Linked DNA regions of Mus musculus: region 1 is linked to region 2. Evidence: chromatin loops called from intact Hi-C (ENCODE). Cell type or tissue: heart. All regions are shown on one strand.

Evidence for each region. Hi-C counts contacts between places; a loop is a spot of excess contacts. Peaks named below come from ENCODE experiments on the same cell type or tissue, not always from the same donor. Only the 100,000 strongest peaks of a DNase experiment are listed, where the experiment ranks them.
Region 1: a loop joins it to region 2, with 11 times the contacts of the local background. A loop is called at or near these places in 4 of 42 quality-filtered maps.

Annotation. Positions count from the first base shown.
Region 1 is chr1:75,648,960-75,656,959 of GRCm38, reverse strand. No RefSeq gene overlaps it. Among named protein-coding and RNA genes, the nearest start is that of Slc4a3, 110 kb to the right of the region's middle. In heart, CTCF peaks have their summits at 3,213 (motif pointing left) and 4,257 (motif pointing left); a DNase peak (open chromatin) is centred at 2,979; H3K4me3 peaks cover 290 bases; H3K27me3 peaks cover 439 bases.
Region 2 is chr1:77,077,197-77,085,196 of GRCm38, reverse strand. No RefSeq gene overlaps it. Among named protein-coding and RNA genes, the nearest start is that of Mir6352, 420 kb to the left of the region's middle. In heart, a CTCF peak has its summit at 3,346 (motif pointing right); a DNase peak (open chromatin) is centred at 3,326; H3K27ac peaks cover 613 bases.

The DNA of each region.
Region 1 (8,000 bases), 1.4 Mb after region 2:
CTTGTAAAAAGGAGGCTTTCAATCTCTGTGTGGCTTGTACCATCCAGAGCCTGGACGTGCATCCCACAATGCCTTTCTGCTGTGCCCTGCCGTTGAGGCTTACAGCAACAGAGGGAGAATCATTCCCAGCTGCTGGGAGCCTAATCCAGCTGCCATGTGGGGAGTTTTGTCATGCCTATTTCACAGTGGGTCATGTCAAGTCAACATGTATTTCTTAAGTGCCTCTGACAAGCCCAGAAAGAGGGTGGGACCCCCCCTGAGGCCTCAGCGAGTTCATCTGAATGGAAAAGCTTGTTTTGCTGGACTTCAGGGGGTCTCCAGCCCTGAAGGCTTGAGATTCAGTAATCCGTTGGGAGGAAAGATGCTCAGCCCCACTCCCAGACCAAGGCTCCTGTCCCAAGTCCAGATACCCAGCCACTTGGTCCCAAGGCCTAACCCACATGGAGACTAGGGAAGATACCAGTGTGCTTTTTACAGACAGGCACACCTCTGAACCGTCTATGGGGCTGAGTCCAGTCCCACTACTTCTACAGCTCCAAGATCTCTGGGCCACTCTGAGGTGGGTGGGGAAGACGCAGATTGGACGTATGCGGAATGATTTAAAGAAAGTCCCCCACACAACCACACAGTATCCCACACAACCACACAGTATCCCACACAACCTCACAGTATCCCACACAACCTCACAGTATCCCACACAACCACACAGTATCCCACACAACCACACAGTACCCCACACAACCACACAGTACCCCACACAATCTCACAGTCCAACCTGAAACTCTCAGCACAGGCAGCCAGAGTCTTTGCATGCAAGCATCTTGCTTCCAGAAGTTTCCTGATAAATGCAAATGTACACAGAAGACTAGCATGTGCTCAGACTTCTTTTCCCAGTGTCACCAACATTTTCCACCCCCTACCCGGAACCCCCCCCCCCCATTGCTCCTCCCCAGGTCTCTAAGTACAGAACAAAGGCTTCTAAGAAACACAAGAACTTCCCCATCAAGAGAGAGATAGGAATCATTTTTTTTTAAGAAAAACACTTAGAGAGGAATAAAAAGTTCACAAACACGCATGCTCTTCGACTTACACTCTATTTTGTGTCTTCAACCAGACGAAGACAAGGGAATCAGAGGAAAAAAAAAATCAGTTGGCAAGAAGAAAATAGGAGGTAATACAGAGAACTTTTTAAATCCACTATTTTATGAGAGTTTTTAGAAAGAGCATGCCTCTGCCTTTAAGGAATTATGAATCCCATCGCTGTTTCAGTTGGCCACCGGAAATCTCCTCAAATTATGACACAGATTTATTATTTAATTACAAATGGGTAAGCATTAATTGTGAGTGGGGAAATTCTGAAGGGTAATTGAAGCTTGGATCAGAATGAGGACGAGGTCTCGGTCCTCCTTATGGGGACATGGGGAAGCAGGAAAAAAAAAATCATGACTTTACCCCACACTAGCAGCAATTGGACCAGGTAGAAGAGTTTCCTAAATACATCTGGTAAACCTGAGACGGTGATTAAAGGAGACTATGTCCTCGCATTTCTTCTTGCTCCAAATGTTTTTAAAACCATCAGTTGCCATTTGCTATGGACTTAATTGTGGGCCCACAGTAGTTTGTATACTGCATCCCTAGTCCCCAGTTAGACTTATTTGGATGTCGGGCTTTAGGGAGGTATTAAAGGTTCATGGAGTCCTAGGGCCCTAACCCGTTAGTAGTGTGTCCTTGTAGGAAGAGTTAATAGACACTCCATGGAGAAAGACCCTTCCATGGCCATACAGGGGGGAAAAAAGGCTATCTAGAAGCTGGGAAGAGAGCCCTCACCATAAATTAAGTTTGTGGGGCTTCTCGCCTCCACAGAGAGAATATAAATGCCAGTCACTTAAGCCTCCCAGTGTGCAAAGTCTCTTTATGGCACCCTGAGCAGCTAATGCAACATCTGTGCAAAAGAAATGTTCTGCCCAAGGGATGAGGCTCGCTGAGGCAGTCAACAAACAGGAGTGAACCATCGTCTAGACAATGGTTTTATAGCAGAAGCTGTGATAGCGTCCTCAACAGGATTCTCCCCACAGCAGCTCTAAGCCTCTGCTTCCACAACCTCCCTCCAATGCTGGCACCAACTTAGGTGCGCCCTCCTCAGCCTGAGGAGGAACAGTGCTCAGTACCCAGGCAATGGGTACTGACTGTCTTCTCCCTTGAGTTTGCCTCCGAAGCAGTCGGAGCCGTGCCGTGGAGTCCAGGCTCGGCCTATCAGGGAGTAAAACAATGTCGCCGTGGAGAACCGGAAAACGACAATCGTTCCTGACAAGCACTCCATGAGCGCATGCGGCCTAGGTGCACCTACACCTGGACGGCTTTCTGAGTCCTAAAGGACTGGTAAAGACTGGTGTCTAGGCCAGGGACAATGTCAGGGGACACACACCTTCAGGAGGCCAGAGTTTCACAGTGTGAGGGCGATAAAGGGATGTTAAATAAAACTGGGGAGACAGGAAGGAAAAATAGCTAGGCCAAACGTTAATTTCAGGAGAGGAATCGGATTGAGGCTGAAAGCTGGAATAATCCCCTCAGCTTTTGACTAAACTCTAGCTAGAAGAGCAGAAATCTATACTTGATCATTTAAAAAGAAACAACTTTTGCTTCAAAGCTTTTAAAGAAAGATAAGAAAAAGGAGGAATTTTTTTCCTTCCCTACAAATATTTGCATTTTTTTTTTAATTTGACACTTTTAACGTCAGGCAACAGGGGACTATGGTTTGATTGGTTGGTTGGTTTTGGATACAACCGAGGGTCACAAAGGCAAGAGTACTCATACATCAGCAAACAGGACGAAGTCGTGTGATTTTTTAGTGCCTCAAATACGCCCACCAAGGCTGATGTCTAATTGCCAATGGTCCAACAATCAGTTCACAAAATTCCTGGCTACTTAACCAGTCTCTAGCAAGTACACCAGCTGGCTCCAGCACACTTTTGCAAGGCATTCTGGGTAAGCAGATGGCAGCTGGCCCAGCACAAAACCACAGACCAGAGAAACCAAGGTTTCAGAGGGCGATGTGAGGAAGCCCAATAGATCTTCCTCCCCTGGATGCAGCTCCTCGCAGGCACTACAGGGAGCTACGGACCTAGTCATTAAGCTACCCACCACCTAAGGAAGAGACACATTCCGTTCTTTAGGAAGGGTTGCCTAGACCCCGGCGCACTGTGATGGCGCCACCTGGTGGCCAAAGGAAAAACAGCCACGGAGAATCTCAGATTTCCACCACGTTTTTAAAATTCTGTATGAAATTGGTATTTCAGGAAAGAAAAAGAGTGGGGGAGGGGAATCGAAGGGAGGGACAGAAAAGGACTGGAAGGGGGTGCTACAGGAAGGGAGGGAAGGGGGAAGGAGGAGATGGGATGGAAGAGTTAGAAAAGATCTTAGCTAATCATTGGCAAACCAAAAGCTCAACTTTCCCAGGCACTTCCTAAAAATGCCCACTATGTCCCCCATAAAGAAAGATATTAAAAATGAATTACTGAAATACTTTTAATGATTTGGCCAGACAAACGCTGAGTGGTTTACCTCACTACTAGACAGTTCCATCACTCAGCTGTCGTGACCATCTATAGATACTTATGACTGGCCTATACTTTGGATATTCATGTATAATTCATCTAAATTCATTCTATGGCCCAACCTTCGAAAGAACTGCTAGCATATGCTTTTGTTTCCATAACAAAGCCAAACACAGAAGCCAGGGTAGGGTATGTACCTCTCCAGCTTAACCCTCAGTGCCTGGCACTGGCCTCTCTGCTTGGCCAGGGTTCAATACAGCCTGGTCCTAGTTAGTTCCTGGTTCCTCTGCAGAAACTCTCTCTAAAGGTTCATGCCAGTCACCTGCAGGTATTTATAGAAATCTAAGCTTTGGTTCATAAGTCAGAGAACTGGGCAGAATTGGAGCTGGCACCAGTAAGCATTAGAGTAATAGTTGATGAAACAGATTAATTAAAGAAATGCATTAACATGCATAACCGAGTGGCTCTTATTATATGTATGTGAGTTGTCCAGCTAGAGTAAAACATTTAAACTCTGTGTCTGTCTGTGTGTGTGTGTGCGCGCGCGCGTGCATGTGTGCGTGCATGTGTGTAAGAAAGCAGAGCTCGCCTTGATGATGTGTATTATTTCCACAGCCTCTGGCTGAGCTTCAAGCTCAAAACACCTTTGACTAAACACTCAGAAGCCGGTTACTGGGATCGATAAAGGAGAAAGAGTGACCTCTGCTGGCCAAGTGAGATTTTTTTTTCCCCAGCCTCTGGTCAATTTCCCAACTCTACAATGACATGATGTGTTTACAGAAATGCAGTAATGCCCTCTGCAGAATAAATGATCGGCTAATTTTTTTCTAGACTGGTGATATTTACAATCCCATCAGCAAAAAGGCCATGGCTTGTTTGGCTCAAAAACTCCTTAATGATTTGTAGAAATGAGATTCAATTAGGTTTTTTTATGCTTAATAATTATTCAGTAGAAAAAATAAGAAATGTTTTCATGTGGCAAACAATCATTTATTTTCTTTGCTTCTTGTTTATATGTCATTGATGAAATGAATAATTTGCAATTTATTTTGAAATATAGAAACTAACTAGGGTAATGATAAAACTGTTGCCCCTAAGTATCTCATTAATATCTGTAGTCATTTGATTGCTAAGCCCTCAATTTAGGAACTGAATTGTTATTTTTTGCATTTATTTAGTGTGTGTGTGTGTGTGTGTGTGTGTGTGTGTGTGTGTTCACATTGCTATGGTGTGCTTGTGGAGCACAACTTCCAGGACTCAGTTCTCTCCTTCCTGTGGTGGGCCCAGGATTGAGCCAAGGTCATAAGGCTTGGCAGCAAATGCCTTTACCCACTGAGCCATCTCCCCATCCCTAAAAGTTTTCAATTCTTTCCAATAGTCCCATTTCATAATCCATTGTGCTGTGCAGACTGGGAATGAGTTAGCTCACGCTTGAAGACTCAACAGTGCTCAGAACAAAATCACTTCCACTTCATCCCTGGGTGGCCAGATCTCTCCACAGAGCTTCCGTTGCTTTCGACAAGCAGAAGATGGGGTGCCTCGTGCTACTCTCAGACATTTTCAACTATCAGCTTACCCTGATTACAGAGGTCACTTTGGTCTCTAGTTTGTCCAAATTTAAAACAAAAATACCATATTTCAGGTTTTCCACAGAAATGCTGGGCAAAGTCTCTTTAAAATGTTTTTAATTGACTAATAATTCTGCCAATGTGACTGTTAAATCAAGAAGGTGAAAGAGGAGAGACACCCAGAGAGCAAGCTCTGAGCCCCACTCAGTGAGGGAAACTGGCCCATATGTCAATAAACTATAAAAATTCTCAAATGCCTATAAAAGGCATCAGTATCCAGTGTCATATAACTCATGCACCATCGTTACCAATAAAATATTCAAATTAAATGAAGGGTTTATTTTAAATCTTTTTTATATTCCTACATAATGAAAGGCTAGTATTTCTGTCACATGCCTTTCTGAAGCCAACACTCTCCCTTTCCCTAGCTCTCTGGCTGACAAGAGGCCAGACTACTTCACACTCAGAAACACTTTGAAAATCAGAGAGTAGACATGGAAGGAGAGAGGGAAGATGAAGCCATAATCATTATGGTGTGTGCTGGTCTCCTGCACCTGCGGGGGGGGGGGGGGGGAACGAGGACAGAAACACGTAGATGAACTGTGGAGAGAATATCTTGTGTGTTCTATGGATGCATCACCTGTCAATTACAAAAACCTACAGCCTATAGGAAAGGGTAGAATAGAAGGTGGGACATCTGGGAGGGAGAAAGAATTCTGGGATAGAGCCAGGAGCAGGAGATTGGCCTGGGAAGATGTGACAAGACAGAGGCATGGCACCTGAGCACAGGTAACCAGCCATGGGGCAGAAGGTAGACTAGAGTAACTGGATTATAATAAGTTATGATCTAGTCAGAGAAGAGCCGAACTATATGGCAAGGTATTTGTAAATAGATTTAGAGTCTGGGTCTTGTTTCTTGGAGCGTAGAGTGGGAGGAAGAACCAAAGTGTAACTTCTACAACCAACTCTGACACAATTCCTGGAACTGGCCATGATGTCTTCCCTTCCTTGCTTTTCATTTGCTAACACACACACTAATCCCAGCGCTCGGGAGGCAGAGGCAGGCGGATTTCTGAGTTCGAGGCCAGTCTGGTCTACAAAGTGAGCTCCAGGACAGCCATGGCTACACAGAGAAACCCTGTCTCGAAAAAACCAAAAAAAAAAAAAAAAAAAAAAAAAAGAATGAACAATCTTTCCTAAGAATACCAATTGACACTCCTCAACACACATGGTTTTGTCTTGGTTTACTCTATGAAATGGTATAGAGAAGATCTTTAAGAAAAGATACAGACCTTGCTATGTGTTGAATGTGTCCTCCAAAGTCCATGAGCCAGGAACTTGGTTTCAGTACAACAGGGTTGAAAAGTGGGAATCTCTAAGACTTGATTAGACACTGAAAATTATCACATCAAGAGTGGATCCGCAGGCAGGGGTAGGGGTGTGGGCCTTTTACTTTAGCACTTGGGAGGCAGAGACAAGTGGATCTCTGCATTTGGGGGCAGCCTGGTCTACAGAACAAGTTTTAGTTACAGGGTCACAAAGAGAAATCCTGTCATCATCATCATCATCATCCTCCTCATCCTCGTCATCATCAGCATGCATCAGCATTCAGTGCTGCAGGAGTGAATCTGCTACCGCAGGTTTGCAGTGAAAGCCGTTCAGCCCTCGTCTGTCTCTGCCTCGTGTGCAGGTGTTCTTGTTCACCTTCTGCCTTCCTCTGTGGAACGACACTGCCCTTGCTAGATGCTGGTGCCTTAATATTGAACTTCCAGCCTCCTACACCTTGAGAAATAAATACTGTTTTCTTTACAAATGACCCAGTCTATGATATACTGCTCTAGCAACATGCGTTAGACTAAAATGCAGACCTGGAACTAAGAAAGCTCGATTCGGAGCTGGGACTGTAGCTCAGTTGGTGAAGTAGCTCAGTTGGTGAAGTGCTTGCCTTGCATGCAAGAAGCCCTGGCTTTGGTCCTCAACACCACGTAAGCTGGTCACAATGGTGCACACCTATAACCCCAACACTGAAGGGGTCAAGCAAGAGCACCAGACATTCAGGATCATCCTTGGCTATATCGGGAGTTCAAAACCAGCTTAGGCTAATGTGAGACCTGCCTCAAAATCAAAAGAAAAATGTGGAGAAATGGGGAAGGTGTCCTTGTGGGTAAAGTGCTTACCATGCACATGAGAGCCTGCGTTCTGATCCCTAAGCAATCTATGCACAGTGGCAGACATCTATTTGTCACCCAGAGCAGATGACAGTGACAGAGGCAGAGACAGTGGCTCATGGGCGCTCACTAGCCAGCCAGGCTAGGTGAAATAGCAAGCTCCAAGTTCGATGAGAAACCATGTCTCCAAAAGTACAGTGGAGAGCAGTAGAGGAAGAGAGCTGTTGACTTCTGTGTTCATACATGCTCACACATATCTACCACCCTCATGAACACATACATATATGTATCTACCACCCACATAAGCACACACCACAAATACTGTGTTAACACACACACACAGAGGGTAGGGGTTGGACATTTTAATCCCAGCACTTGAGACTCAGAGGCAGTCAGATCTCTTGTGAATTCAAGACCAGCCTGGTCTCCATAGTAAGTTCCTGGCCAGCTGAGGTTACATAATGAAAGTCTGTCTCAAAGAATTTTACTAAAATTAGAATTAAATAATTCAAATTGTCCTTAACTGCCAGTATACATTCAAGTCATTTTTTAAAGATTTATTTATTTTATGTATATGAGTACATTGTAGCTGTCTCAGACACACCAGAAGAGGACATCAGACCTCATTACAGATGGCTGTGAGCCACCATGTGGTTGCTGAGAATTTGAACTCAGGACCTCTGGAAGAACAGTCAGTGCTCTTAACCACT
Region 2 (8,000 bases):
TGAACCAAAGACCGCGAAGCTGGGCCAACATCCTTTATCCGGAAGGCTGCAAGGGGTGAGCTGCTGGAACCTAGGGCTTCAAGGAGCCTGTCCTAACTGGATGCTGTTCAAACAAGGGAGAAAGAGCCATCAGGAATAAGTCTGTTCTCAGCAGAGGGTGTAGAGGAGAATCAGCAGGGCCTGTGTTGACCAATGGTGGGGACTAAGCAGTCGCTGCTGGGTCCGTGAGTGCCCAGCTCCTAGAACAACACCTCAACCATAAATTTACTTTCATCGCTACCTCAAAACTGCAGTTTTGTTACTGAATGGTGTCTGGTGTCTCAGTTCTTAAGACCATCAGAAATACCTGTTTGTTTTCCGGTGGTCATGACCCACAGGTCGAGAACCGCTGGCTGGCCCAGTGTGACAGGAGGGGGCGAGGTTTCCGAAGGCTCAGTCTGGGCATGCAAGAAATGTCAGAGGCAGCAGCAGCCTGTTGGAGGGGAGGCGAGAGCTTTGCTCTGCGTGGGAAGGCATCTTCTGATTGATTCCCTGGTATATAAGCCAGTGACGTTAGTCAATCAGCACAGGATCTGCGTGGGGTTGGGGAGAGTGAGTAGGAGTGGGGGGGGGGCGAAGGAGGGAGGTGGAAAACGTGCCAAGAGAACTTGTGGTGCCCTCTAGAAAGAACATCAGCTGTGGAGGGCGGGGGACCTCAGTGTTAGCCGTCAGGAGGAAATGCTGAAATTGTCCCTGCTGACCCGGTAGCCACCAGAAGCATGCGACTCTGTGGCCCCAGCTAACTGCTGTGAAATATTCAGGTGAGGTACTGCCAGCGGAAGCATTTTGTACCCTGCAGACTATGAAGTGTCCACCCTGGGTAAAGACCCTATGGAATGCCAGTATGCCGAGGCAGTCTGGGGATCTTGTTGCCCAGGCTGCTCATGGGAGCAGCTTTGAGACCAGTAAAACAACAGAAACCATGCAGGGACACTAGCAGATGATTCCAGGGAGAGAGGGAGGGTGTGAGCAGGTAAGAGACGTGGGGATATGGCTTATGAAGAGACTTTGACATATACAGAAAAAAAATTTAAAACAAACCAATACAAAATAAAGGGCTAGAGACACACACGGGAGGAAGCCAGGCACGACTGTCTTTGTGGTTCAGTTCTTCCTTTAGTCAGGAGCTCAGCATTGTGGGAGTGAGGGAGACTCTAGAGAAGAAAGTGACAGAGTGCCCTTCACACCCCTCCCCCCTTACAAGGGTCCCATTGAGGATTACTGTGGATCTTCTTAGCTGACATTTCTGTTTCTTTGGCCTAATGCTTCCTTTCCTTTTATTTCATCAGCACACACTGTGTGATGAGCCACCCCCAATACTGACACCTCTGTTGTCTCCTGGAGCCCTGTCATAGCCGTTGCTCAAGGGTCACAGGTTATAATTAAAGCCTGGTGTGCCTGCTTTCTTCTTCTGTCTGTCTCCTCCTCAGGAACAGGCTCCCTATGAAAGCAGAGCTGGGGATGTCCTATTCACCCTCATATCCCAGGGCGATCGGCTCATCATAAATATTTCTGGGATAATTGCCTATGTGAGTAAAGACACATTGTTGGAACCTAGGGAGGAGTCAGCGGTTTAAAAAAACACACACACACACAAGCTAAATGGAGGAGACTGTCTAGGAGTATGACAGGCTGGCTCATTCTGTGGACACTGATCTGTCTGTAAGACCCAAGGATGTTTAGATAGCCATAGATGTGGTTGCTGGAGGCAGGAGGGGGCTGATCTCACCAGGCAATCCCAAAGCAGTAGTAGGAAGGAAAAGAACATTCTAGAATATTCACATTCTCTCCGAGCACACACATACCTCTACCCACACCCTCCCCATTCCCTGCACTCCAGATTCACGGGAGGAGTCATTTGCCAGCAAGAGGAAAGGGGCACAGCAGTGGGCATTCAAAGGGGTTTACTTGGTACCAGGCTCTGTTAAGCAGTTAATGCATAGCGGCATCCCCTTCCCACAGGCAGATTTGTAAATCGGGTGACAGTGGCCCTCCTCTGCACTGGAACTAACAGATGTTGCCAGATTTGCTTATGGGAACCCTGCTCAAGGGCAAAGCCAGGATTTAACCTAGATTTATTACTAATTCCAGCATCCCTAGGTTTTTTTTTTTTCTTAGACAATCTCCACAGTGAAATGGGTCTTGAATGGTTGCTAGTTTTGAAGGGCTTAAAGCATTTGTGAACAACCCAAGCACTCTCTCTCTCTCTCTCTCTCTCTCTCTCTCTCTCTCTCTCTCTCTCTCTCTCTCTCTCTCTCTCTCTCTCTCTGTGTGTATGTGTGTGTGTGATGGGAACACTTGTGTCCTAAGCATTGCTGAGTACATAACTGTATAGCCTTTTGAAAAAAACCTTTCCATCTGAATTATGTCATTTCCACTGTAAGGAAGAGGTGGAATTTTAATGTCCAGTGGCATCATTAATAAAATCGATGGAGAGCTAACTGTGATCGCACATGGACTGGCAAGATTGAGACCTATCAAGTCAGCCTAGGCGGCTGAGAGTGGCCTTGGATCCAGAAAGAACATAGAGCTCTCCCTAAGTGTTTGACTTGCATTGCCCTTTGGATTTATTTGCTGATCTGCCACTGTCCTAGTTACCTGGAGACAGGCAATTCTAGTTTAGGATTGCCCAAGGGTATCCTTTCTAGTTTGATAATGAAGCTTATTCTCTCTGTGGGACTCAGAGCATCTCACCTCCCTCTGAGTTGCCAAGATGTCTTTGGAGACCTGAATACTGAACCTTGCCAAATCTATGGCCCATATGGATGGTGTGGCGTGGGACCTGCTGATTCTCAAAGGGGAGTCATTTCCATAGAAGAGATGAGTAGGGGGGGTTGAATGGAGAACTCAGAAGTAGCCAGTCTCTCTTACCTCCTCCCTGCTTCCTCCTGACCCCACCCCCACAGAGCTCTGGCCTGGTTTCTGTATTTGATGTGATTAAACTTTCCTGTGACACTTGCTTTCTCTTCCACAAGGCAGGAGCGGAGCACAGTATAACTGAAAGGCACCTGTAGGTCACCATGTATTACTTGTTTTGTTCCACCACTTGAAGTTCTAATTATCTCCAGCAGAGAACGTGATTGTGGTTGGGCTTTCCTTTCTTAGGCATCTGGGTTGACAGACTTATACATGCCACCGGAGTAGAAGGCTCAGCGCTCCGTTGTGGCTCTGGGAAATCAGCTCTGATGCTCATGGGTGTGGTCTTTTCCATGGTGTGACCAGGTCCCCTGGCTTAGAGATGCGCAAGTAACTGGGTTTCCTCTAAGACAGCCAATACCTTAGCTGCCTCCTGACCAAGGGCCAAAGAAGCCACTAGGAGGAGCTAATGACTGACCAAGTGTGTTGTTCTCCCAATATTTAATGTGAATTGCTTCACCCAGTGCCCAACCTGGGCTGGCTGCAGGCTCTGGGTATTTAATTATTTATGTGGTAATGGATGGACCAAGGATCGTCTGCCCTTCAAGCGGCTCACAGAAGAGAACAATCGTGCTTCCTTGTTTCATTTGCGGCCTTATTCCTGTCAGGAGGAAGGCACTTCAGCCTTACTGCAACAGAAGGATGGAAGAATGATTGCGTTAGCAAATCTCCTACTTCACACACACACACACACACACACACACACACACACACACACACACACATAAACACACAGATACACACACATATACAACACATAAACACACACAAACACATGAGCACACATATACACACAGAAACACATGAACACACAAACACAGGCACACACATATACACACACAAACACACACACAAACACATGCACACACACATACACACAAACACATGCACTCATGCATCACATGCATACCATCAAAGCTTTCTAAAACAGAATGTAACTCCTCCCCCACTTAAAAAATCCCTCAGACTACAAGGAATGCATTTTGTAGTATCTGGGGAGTTCCTCTTTCTTTTGTGCCCAGGGAGTGAGATTAAGAAGGAAGGGACCATAGCATTCAATGCCTGAGTTTGAAAGCCAGCTCTGCAATTTAACAGTTACATGTTTTGGCAATATTTCTTAACTCCTGTATCTCTCTCTTTTTTTCCCCTCCCTCTGTATCCTCCCATGGTGAGGATATAAAGAGTCAGGACATGTGTGTGCATGCAGATGAGGAGCACCCGGCTCTGCTTGCTGACTTTCCTGCTCCTCCAGGCTGGCAGAATGCATTCCACATGACATCATAGTTCAAGTGCAATAATGTGCTTCTCCTTTGCCTTTTCATCGAGCAGTTCAGCAGAGCCTCTCTGCACAGCCTCGCTCCGTGTACACGGCTACCCCCTTTAAAATCCCCTGAAAGGTGGAAATGAGAGGCATTTGTGACCTTGAAGCTTCTGGGTTATGTCATCCTGCCTGATTTACCTCAATTCATAATCACATTTTCCTTGAGTTGAGTGGGAATTCTAGGAAGACACGTTGGTCCTTTCAGTTTGGTCCAGAGGTAGAACCATTCAGTGTTTTCGGATTTATATAATATATAATATATGTGCAAGTATAATTATACATGTATAATTATATATTATAGATGTATTATAATAGACAGATATAATTATAAAATAATATAATAAATTTATGAATTTGCTATAATATATATATATATATATATATATATATATATATATATATTTGTTAAAATATACAAAGCCATCTATACTCTTACTATAGATGGATTTGGGGGTTTGAGACATGTCTCAGTGGTTAAGAGCATCAGCACCCTTTCAGAGGTTTAGCTCCCAGCACTTACATGGTGACCCACAACTGCCTGTAACTCCAGTTCCAGAGTTTCTGACTCTCCATTCTCACATCTGAGGGCTCCTGCTTACACATGATACACCTAAACCCAGAGGGGCAAAACATACACACATTACATAGATAAATGAATAAATGGATAAGTTTTAAGGTAAATGGGTTCTTATAAACTTGGGACTTAATGTGAGGGAAATTATAAACTCTCATTGGTGGGGAAATATTGGAAATGTGTAACGGTCATATTATACACTGTGGTAGTATATATAATTGTTTAAGTAGGCCGCAGGCTTGCAATCCTATTGCCTCACCTAGGGCTCCGGTCATGTGCCACCACACTTCGCTATGACAATTTTCATGTGAACTTAACTGTATATTCATTTCATTAGCAGTCTGAAGATAAAAACCTTTTCAACTATCTTGTATTGAAACAAATACACAATAGAAGAAATATAGAAAATAAGAAAGTAAAATTAAGATAACAGACATTTAGCAAATGGACTGTTCTGCAGTAAACTTCATTTTTCTTTGGAGTTTTTTTTTCTTTTTGACATTTGTTTTTATATACGTGTGTGTGTGTGTATGTGTGTGTGTGTGTGCACCTGTGCATGAGAGAGAGAGAGTATGTGTATGTATTTGCATATATTTTAAAGATTAGATTATCTTGCATGATTGAATTATTTTTCAGTTATCATTTTCACAAATATTATCTCATATCATTAGAGATTTAAGAAATACGATATCTAGGGATTGGAGTGAAGGCTCAGTGCATAAGAGAACTTGCTATGAAATCAAGAGGTCCTGAGTTCATATCCCAAGCCACCAGGCATGGGCATGGCATGGTCCTGTCATCTCATGTCACTGGATGGAGGCAGGTTGTGTTATGCAACATTGCCTCCATGTCAGTTACTGTGGATGTTATAAACAACATAGGAGGAATGTGTGTAAATTTGAGATTCCATTTGTGATTACATCTGAGGATGGGTTCTTTGAAACAGTATTACTGACATACACATTTTAAGTTCCATTTTCCCCTCTAATTTGTTTACCTTTCATTAATTAAGTAAAACTGTAGGAGGATCCAGGACACCCTGCCTGTGAACTGTGAGGACCACCATTTTAAAGAAAAGTAGACAGCCACTAGAAAGTTTCAAACAGATAAGGAGCATACACCAACATATGGCCTTCTTGTCTTTTTAAACTGATAACATTGTTCTTTGACAATTTCATCCATGTATAGAGTGAGTTCTGCTTACCCTCATCCTTTTACCTCACCGACACCATTTTCAACCCTACCTCTTCCCCACAGGTCTCATTCCCACTTTGATGCCTTTTTGTTTTGTTTGGTGAGCAACTGAGGTTTACCATGGTCATCTTTGAGGGTATGGATATGCAGTGAAGGCTGGTGGGTTCACCAATGGGTATGCCCTGAAGACAGCGACTCCCAGCATCTATCAGTAGCCAATAGTTCCTCCTGGAGAAGAGTAGGACAATGGATGTGTTTCAAAGATGATTCGGGCTGCTAACTACAAGGCCTGGTTTGTACAATGTGGAGTAGATTCCATCAGAGTGGTCTAGGTGAGATGATGTAACATGATGTAGGGCTGCGGAGGGGTGGGCCAGGGTAGGTTGGATTCTAAGTATCTTTAGCATTTAAGACCAACAATATCCAGTGCAGTCATTGTGGAGTATTGAAAGACCGTGGAGTCAAAGGCACCAAGGATTTTGGCCAGAGGCATTAGAAAGACAGAGCCCTTGCAATGATTGGGAATGGGGTTGGTGAGGGCAAATGGGTATAAAGGTACAGACATCTATGTATTGCTATGTCTCTGTCTCTGTATTGCTGAGCATTCTTGGGGTAAAATTTCTATGTGCAAAAGAATACAAAATGAAAGGAATAGCATAAAAACTTTGCTAAGTTGACACACACATAAACATTACTAAAATCTAATACCTACTGTTGCAATCATTTGGAAATAAAACCAGTGAAAGTTTTTAGAGAAAAGAGATAGTTTATCCATTGACATTGTTTAGTGTTGTTGGATCATGGTATTTGAAAACAGAATTTCTTTTTTTTTATTAGGTATTTAGCTCATTTACATTTCCAATGCTATACCAAAAGTCCCCCATACCCACCCACCCCCACTCCCCTACCCACCCACTCCCCCTTTTTGGCCCTGGCGTTCCCCTGTACTGGGGCATACAAAGAAAACAGAATTTCTTTTATTCAGAGTCTCAGTTATTTTTAAAATCCTCTCCTTAAGAGTATATCCCTTGTATTGCCCCTATCCTGACTGTGCTTCTCCAGTTGCTCTGGCCTCTGAAATGATAGTTACCTACATGGACTTACTTTGAAGGTTTCATTTATTGATGAATTTACGGTTAATGAGCTTTGAGCTGCAACATTTAGAACCTTTTCTAGCAGCAAGTTCTCAGCCATCACCGAAATACCAACTCCTTTGCATTGAACTAAGGAATTAATTTGAGCAAGTATAGGTGTGGCTTTAGTGGAAAATATTTAATAATGCACAGATTTTTACACAGTTTTTAACCACTGCCCTGCCTTGTAATCATAGAATTGACTATACAGCAACTCTATTGGTACCAAAGCAGGAAGCCAGAAAAGTCTCATATTCTGTTTCTCAGTCTGGCTGGCAAAGGAAAAACAATGTGTGAAAGCTACAAGACCAGAAGTTTCTGTAAAATTATATCCCCATGATCATTTGCATAAGGTCCAAGAACTGAGGATTCAATTTTTAGTGCCACCTATTCAAAAATTAAAATCCTCTTCTGCCAAGAATGTGCTTTGTAAGCAGTGTATAGAACTATAAGTAGACTACAGAATGGAATTATGCTGATGTATTTATGTGAATCTGATAAAATATTTCACCACCCAAAATAAAATTGCAATGCAAGTTCTTATTTCAAGTCCAGCCAGAGAAAAACAAACAAATTTTCCCATTAAAATGAGTCAGCCTTTGGACTGGTGGATCACTTAAAGAGACAGGGAATAGAGAAATACATTAGAGAAAGGTTTAATTTTCCTGTGAATGTGATACAAGATACTCACCCATGTGGACAATGACTTTTTGAGAGCTCCAGCTTGCAAGTAGTCCATGGAAACTAGCACATTGATAATTAGTGCTATCAACCGAAGAGCATAAAAAAATTAGCCAATGAAGGAGCTAGAGAAAGTACCCAA